Linked DNA regions of Homo sapiens: region 1 is linked to region 2. Evidence: chromatin loops called from intact Hi-C (ENCODE). Cell type or tissue: dorsolateral prefrontal cortex. All regions are shown on one strand.

Region 1 (4,000 bases), 190 kb before region 2:
CCACTGCTCAGCGAGCCGCAATAATGCCACACGCCACTGACCCGCGCTGCTCCCTGTAAACCTGTTGGTGTCTGCATGGGTGACACATCTCGTGTCATACAGGGACATCATTGGCACCACCATGACTGTACTCAGAAGGCACTGCTGCCTAGAAGGAAGCACGGGCAGAGACGAGAGAAGACCCTGCCCGTCCTGTGTGAGCTGTCCTGATTTCGCAGCAATCACAGGCAGTGTTGTCACCCTCGCCCAGGGAGGTCAGGCCACCCAGAGAGAGCAGGACAGCTATGGGGATGCGAGGCCTTTGTGGCAAAGTCAGGCAAAGTCCATGCAATTAGGGGAGAAAGCAGGTGGTGGAAACAGCCTCTACCCCCATCTCTAAGGAGGCAAGTCAGGTTCTGACAGTGTGGTTCCTGTACCAGCAGCCCCTGGGAAGGTGTTAGGAACCGCATGTCCCAGCACTTTGGGAGGCCGAGGTGGGTGGATCACCTGAGGTCGGGAGTTCGAGACCAGCCTGGCCAGCATGGTGGAACCCCGTCTCTACTAAATATACAAAAATTAGCCAGGCCTAGTGGCAGTTGCCTATAATCCCAGCTATTCAGGGGGCTGAGGCAGGAGAATTGCTTGAACCCGGGAGGCGGAGGTTGCAGTGAGCCGAGATCATGCCACTGCACTCCAACCTGGGCGACAGAGCGAGGCTCTGTCTCAAAAAATAATAATAATAAAAAAGAAAAAGAAATGCAAACTCCCAAGCCTCACCCTAGACCCTCTGAATCTGAAACTCTGGGGGTGGGGACAAGCACTTCCTGGCTTAACAAGGCCCTAGGTGATTCCAGTGCCAGCTCGAGTGGAGAACTACTGATTGGAGACGAGCGATCCTCTGTCTGGCAGTGGGCGACCACATGAGAATAACTCCAAGCGCTATTTAACTATAGATCTCCATTTCCAAATCTGCCCTTACTAAATATTCTTTGAATGGGTAAATGTATTGGTAGGCAGGTAAAGTGCTTCAGAATAAAGAGAAATTTGGTAGCAGTTAAAGGAGAGGAGAAAATAGGATTTGAAGTGGAATCATTTTTTAACATAAGGCTGGAGCTGAGTGCTAAAAGACGCAATAATCTATCTGCCAAGATGAAGAGAGATATTGAAGCATTTTGATAATCACAGAAAATAGATGGTCATATTTTAATAATCAAAATTCCATTTTAAAAAGAGCATGATACCAAAATATGAACAGGAAGCGAAGATAGCTGGAAGAAATGCTACCAAATTTCTCTTTATTCTAAAGCACTATATCTGCCTACCAATGCACTGATGCATCCAAGCGCATCTAGTCAGGGCTTGGCATGTGGGAGACACGGTTCTAGGTGCGGACGGTGCAGAGATGGGCAAGCCACTAACTTCAGCACAGGGTGGGGACTGCCATGGATTACGTGGGGGAGCACATGCAATGGCACAGCCTGGCTGAGGAAACGTTATTACATTCCATGAGTCCTAGGCCAAAGGTGCCTTCAAATCAGAATATAGTGACTCTTCCTGGTGAGAAGCATATCAATTTTTTATTAGTCCATTTGTTTGCCATAAAATATTAATAGAGCATTGTCTCCGTCACAAGGATTAATGTGCTGTGATACTTCTTTGTGTTGCAAATCCTGGCAAATGTTCTGACAGTTGTGTGGCAGTAAAGGGCGAGGGGAACAAAGCTGGTTTATCTCATGAAATAAAGGGCCCACAGTTAACTCTGGTATTTTTTTAGCAATGTTTATCCCATGGATTGAGCAGGGGTACAAAAATGTTATGAGAGAGGACATTTTAAAAGATGATGTGCTTTAATAGAGGGCACCGCTGAGCAAACTGAAACGACCCTAAATACCAAGCGCTGCTCTACTAAAGTGTACAGTTCCACATTTGAGTATGCTCTCGGGCAGCCATGCAGTTGCATAAAAACATCTGCCGGCAGAGTGCCTTCTACAACACAGAAAAGTGACGACTTAAGACAAATTACTATTTGGTGTCTGTTTCCATAATTTCACTTTCCATGTAGGAATAGACCATGCTGCCTGTCCCTTCCATCTCAAGGGCTGGCTATAATGCAGGGCCAGCTGTCAGGATGAGGGAGAACGAAGTGAGAGGGGGTCACAGAGAACGCGCCTTAGGGACTGCGGCATCCTTTTTCAACAATTTAATGCTGTGAACATGAAGACACCCAGTGAATAGGAGTGGTGGGGGTAAAGCCATGTTGTCCTTTTCCCAGCCATTCATTTTCACACACTCAGCACCCATCTATCTATTTGTCCATCAGTCTGTCCATCCATCCATCCATCCATCTACTGTTCATTCCTCTCACCCATCCATATATCCATCAACCATTTTTCCATCCATTCATCTATCCACCCATTCATCCATCATCCCTCTATCCATTAATTCATCCAACTGTCCATCATCCATCCATCCACCCATCCATATATTCATCATCCATCTATCCGTCCATCCACCCATCATCCATCCATTCACTCATCCATCAACCATCCATCTATTCATCCACCCATCCATTCATTATCCATCTATCCACCTATTCATCTATCTATCCCCTTACCCATCCATCATGCATTTATCTATTCATAATCCATCCCTCCACCCACCCAACCATCACCCATCCATCTATTCATCACCCACCTACCCACCCATGGACTCAACCTGTTTCCTCAATATTTGCTCATGCCTCAATGCATGTTAACACATTTAAAAACATGATGCTAGGTAAATTTTGCCAAGTCTCATTTTCCTGCAGATGCCATGAAATCCATGTACTGAATTTGCTACTTGTGGTCCACGGGAAGAAACTGCGGATGTCACTTACACCCTTGGAGTTTACCAGCACTGGCTCACCAGCCCAGTGACTCTGCCTTGGCAAACCTTGTCCAGTGTTTCAGTGTTTTACTGACAATTTCAGATGTCAAGACTGTTTTGCTAGCTGGAAGATATGGCTAAGGTGTTTTATTGATGAGGATGGCGACGCAGAATCCCATTTTATTTTTCTGATGTCTCCTGCTCATTATAAGCCTGCCAACCAACCAATCATTCCCTGCATTTACAGCATCTTCAGAACAATCCAGCTGCCCTTTCAAACACAGGCCATGACAATGTAAAATGTACTTTCTTCACCAGAAACTTATTATTCTGACAGCTGTGACTCAGATTTCCAGCCTCCTACAGCACTGAACATTTTTATTAATGATCCCATGATCAACAGGAACTTTGTGAATTTCCTTTTCAGCACATCAGTAAAGATCCGGCATTTCTCTAGTCTGGAGCTTCTCCATTACCCTAGTCACTGGGAATGGCTTCTCACCCTAATGAATAACAAAGACCCTGCCCTGGTCTGATTCTGAAAGCACAAGGCTGTAAACAAAGCTGTCTGCTGGAGCCAATCTCCTTGAACTGGTGCCCCCTAAGATGAATCCATTTGAGTATTTAGGTAGCCAGATGATTTCTTTAACACACAAGGTGAAAACAGAGATAGGACTACAGGTGAGGGGAACAGAGCACATTTGTGAAATTGTAATTTACATCCAGACCACGTCCAAAAAAAATTGGAACACAAATTCAGATAAAATAATATATCTTCCCAGACAAAAGAGAGGTTAGGACTATGTTTAGGTAAGATGGCAGACTCAGGGATGGGGTGGAACTGGGGGTTGGGCATAGCTATAATTTGTAAAATGCTGCTGCTGAGAAGGGCTTCTCTGCCTTGGCCACACTTAGGAATCACCTGAAGATGTCTGAACAACCCCAACATCCAGATGGACCACAGCCTGAGGGAGGAAAGCAGGAAGAACAGAGATTTTGCCAGCAAACCCTCCAAATGAGCTTTGTGCCACCTGAAAGTTCAAGCACAAAGGGAAATACAGTAGGCGTGACAGCTCTTAAACAATGCTGAGCAATAGCTCTGGTGACGGAAGACTCGTGCTCAAGTCCTGGTTCTACTACTAATTAAAAGTGC
Region 2 (4,000 bases):
GTTCTTCTGAGTACGTGATGCATTTTTTCATCCTATGTAGATACACATTGGTGGCAACCAGGTCAAAGAGAGGATTTTTTCTTTTAATGTGCATGTCCTAAGATTCTGAATAAAGAGCTTGCCAGAGTTGATAATCAATAGTCCAACATCCAAGTGAGGCCAATTCATAATTTGAACAGCACAGTGTAAGAGTGCAATCTAACTCTTAAGGTAAAATCCCATCTGTTTGGTTTTTCAAAGATTCGTAGAAAAGAAAGTAAGCTCTCTGTGATCCTAGGAAGGTAGCTTTCCTGCTCTCAGAATTATTAACCATGCAAAATGCACGATTATTCAGTCAAGATGTGTGCTGTTCTGCCTCCTCCTACCAAGGAAATCAGAATCTAGCTGGACCGGAGCTATTAATCCCCAGTTCTCACAGAGTGCGGTAAACTGCATTTATGCCTGATGTAAATACGGTCGTTGGTAGGGCAATGCTGATGAATGTGATGAACACCTGTTAGGTGCCCTCACAGGGCATCCTACCCTGCTGTGATGATATTACACAATTAACGTGGGGCCTGGGAAGCTGATGGCCTGTGTTCCTTCCCATCCCAGCTCCATTCCAGCCTCCTGCTTGTCCCATGACAGCTCCGGCCCGCAGCCTGGGTGACGCCTGCAAGGATTACCAGGTGTTTCTGCTGTTTCTTCAACAGCCTTCAGCCAGCCTGCCAAATGGGGTATTAGTTGTGTTCCCCCTCCTCTGTTGCTCAGTTTGCGAGGCTGTATTGAGGGTGGTTTGGTAACAGAGGAAGCAAGATCAGCTGGGGAAAAAGTGGCTGTGAGCCTGCCCCTGTGTGTAGTTTTCCCGGATGACATGTTCAAACATCACTCCGTTTGCTCATCCTGGACATCATGCACTGTAGCCACGCTGGCCTGCTCCCTGTCCCTCCACCCTGAGACCCCTCCTCGGATCACAGGACCTTGTCCTGCGTCTGCTGGGCCACTGCTTCCATGCCGTCCCTGCCGTCCCTGCCGTCCTCCCCCAGACACTCCCCTTTGCTCCCTGTCCTTTACCTTACGTCACTTTCCTGTGGAGCACGTGTCCTGCCTGACACATGATAAACACATCTATTTATGCACGGTCTTTCCAGCAGGATGTAAGATCCACGAGCGCAGGGGCTTCCCCGGCTCTGTCCACCACAGTATTCCCTGTGCCTGCGAGAGCGCCTGGTGCATGTTCAGGGCTGAGTAAGTCAGCACTGGATAAACGGATGCGTATTGGCAGGAGGGAATCAAAAGGCTGACATTTCATGTGTTCATGGCATTAGTTTGGTAATATGTTTTAAATGCATCTTCTTTCTTCTTCTTCTTCCATTTCCTTCTCTCCCTGAGTCAAGATAAGCAGTGTCTTAAGCCAGAAAGGACATGTGGACCAGTCAAGCCTTACTCTGGCCCACATCTGCTGGCTAGCTGGGGCACCGATGATGGCGCCGTTGATCCAGAGGTGGGATAACAGCAGATCCTGTCATCAGATCTCAAAGTCCATCTGTAGCTGGGACTGAGGGGCCACTGGAGCTGGGTGCCTGCGAAAGCAAAGGGAGCCTGGCCCCTGCCCATCCCCACTAGATTCCCGTCTTCCTACGCAGGTGGCACCACTGCAGTAGCCGCCCCTGTTCTACCATCTCACCAGGCCCTTGTCTGTACCAGCAGAGAGCACAGGCCCTGGAGGCAGGGCACCCATGTCCTCATCCTGCTCCCTTCAGACTCGCTCTGTGACCCTGAACACAGACGCACAGTCTAGCATTCCTTGAACCTCAAATTCTATTCGCAGGCTCATGCCTTTTGGAACCTGTCCATGGTGGGATGGCCTTTTCCCCTAAAGAAACCCAGCCAGGGCCTGCAGCTGGCGATGCATTTGGCAGCTGTGGTCTCCTCTGCTGGATCAGGGCCTGAGGCTGTTTATATTTAGACAGTGGAAATGCTGCTGAAACAGCATAGCTCTTAATCTTGATAGTTTCACTCCCAGCATGCAGCTGGGCGGGACCCATGGATCTGAGGAACTGCACGCCCCCTGTTCCTGTCTCCTTCCAGACTTTAATTATCTCACTCTCTACCCAAAGAAAAGCCACTGAGAAATAATGACAGTAAGTCCTCCTGGGATCATGATCATTATCACTACCATAATTATCCCTGGCATCAGCACCATAATTAGCAGGTTTTCATCATCGTCCTTGTTACTGCTGTTTTCTTCTTCATCATCCTCATCCTCCTCATGACCACCAGCACTGTCACAACTCTCATCCTCACCATCAGTTACTCATCATTAGGGCTAGACCCATGATTTGACTCCGTCTTAAATCTCTAGCAAGAGCTCATTTCCTGTACCAAAAGCCTGCAATTGAAGAACTCACCATGGGCATATGTTGTGGGTGAATTAAAGAATCAGAGGGGGAAACGTGTGGCTGTCCTTCCAGATTCTAGCCATTGGGCTCTCCTCCCTCTTCTCCAGTGGCCCTTGTGGCCTCGTCTTTGCACCACCGGTCTATAACCTCAATGCCAACAACAAATGCCAAGATGCTTAAAGGAAGGCACAACTCATCACAGGTTGATTTTGCTCCCTAGTCTAAGCTTGCTTCCCTCACTACTGTAACCCAGCACAGTGCCATGTCCACACTTCTTGGTTCACCACGCCCATCACTGTGGTCCAGTGGGTGACACTGACTGTGGCCATCTCATTCCTTGTCGAGGCCATCATTATGGGCTGAGATACAGTGGATCACTTACTCGCAGAATATATTTTTTGGTTTGAGTAAAAAATAGTATCGGCTGGGCGTGGTGGCTCATGCCTGTAATTTCAGCACTTTGGGAGGCCAAGGTGAGCGGATCACCTGAGGTCGGGAGTTCGAGACCAGCCTGACCAACATGGAGAAACCCCGTCTCTACTAAACATACAAAATTAGCCGGGTGTGGTGGCACATGCCTGTAATCCCAGCTACTCGAGAGGCTGAGGCAGGAGAATTGTTTGAACCTGGGAGGTGGAGGTTTCAGTGAGCCACGATTGAGCCATTGCACTCCAGCCTGGGCAACAAGAGTTAAACTCCATATCAAACAACAGCAACAAAAAAATAGTATCTACCTTATTAGTAAACAAAGGCATATTTTTTAGCTTAGCTCTTCTACTTCAAATGCAAACATAACACGGACCTACCCGCTGCTGAGAACGCATTAAATGTTACAATACTGAGAGGTTCTAAAAAGACACTAGAAATTATGTGTAAGGCTGTAGGAGATGTAAAAGCATAAAAAAATAAGTTTCAGAAGACCAGGTTGTAATTTTTGAATAATAAAAAATAGATTTCGATGTACAGGTTGGTTTTGCATCATCTCTACCCCAAGGTGCTTTCTTGGGATTGAAACGGCTAGAGATGCTCCCCTGGGCCATTCTGCCAAACAAGTGACCATCCCTGCTATCACTGCAGGGTCATCTGCCTTGCTTTGTACATCTTATTATAATAAACTAGTGGTACCCGAGAGCAAATCGGTTTGTGTTTTTCCCAACTGGGAAACAGGTGGGGATGTGGTTATTAAAGAAAATACGACCTTGCTTGGTCCTATCCTCTGCATCCCCTCTTCCCATCCACAGTCATAAAACCAAAAACCTCAGCTTATAAAGAAGACAAGAGGATTAGCTAGGATGAGGTTTATGTGAAGAATTAAAATCACATATTCATTCACTAATTTACTCAATCGATTACTTCCGTCATTACTTCAGATATCTAATGAGGTGAATGAAGGGTGACCATGCTGTTACGAAGTCCGGAGACAGAAAGGAGTCCAGAGGCATGATCTGAAACACTTGTTCGGCTGGGCCAAAGAAGGCTAAAGATGTGGATAGGAGAGCTGTCTGCAAATATCTGAAGGTCGTTAAATATTCAGCATTGCTTTAGAACTGTACTGCCCAATAGGGTAGCCACTAGCTACATATGGCCTATGTAATTTTAAGTTGATTACAATTAAAGAA

The links. Peaks named below come from ENCODE experiments on the same cell type or tissue, not always from the same donor. Only the 100,000 strongest peaks of a DNase experiment are listed, where the experiment ranks them.
Region 1: a loop joins it to region 2, with 4 times the contacts of the local background. A loop is called at or near these places in 4 of 110 quality-filtered maps.

Annotation. Positions count from the first base shown.
Region 1 is chr7:154,779,506-154,783,505 of GRCh38, reverse strand. The region is part of intron 10 of DPP6 (dipeptidyl peptidase like 6); the gene reads right to left. Among named protein-coding and RNA genes, the nearest start is that of PAXIP1-AS2, 150 kb to the left of the region's middle. RefSeq lists an enhancer at 1-471. In dorsolateral prefrontal cortex, a CTCF peak has its summit at 1,722; DNase peaks (open chromatin) are centred at 1,377 and 1,679; H3K4me3 peaks cover 900 bases; H3K27ac peaks cover 4,000 bases.
Region 2 is chr7:154,589,637-154,593,636 of GRCh38, reverse strand. All of the region lies in intron 5 of DPP6 (dipeptidyl peptidase like 6), which reads right to left. Among named protein-coding and RNA genes, the nearest start is that of PAXIP1-AS2, 340 kb to the left of the region's middle. In dorsolateral prefrontal cortex, no CTCF peak of the experiment used is centred here; a DNase peak (open chromatin) is centred at 1,886; H3K4me3 peaks cover 668 bases; H3K27ac peaks cover 2,855 bases.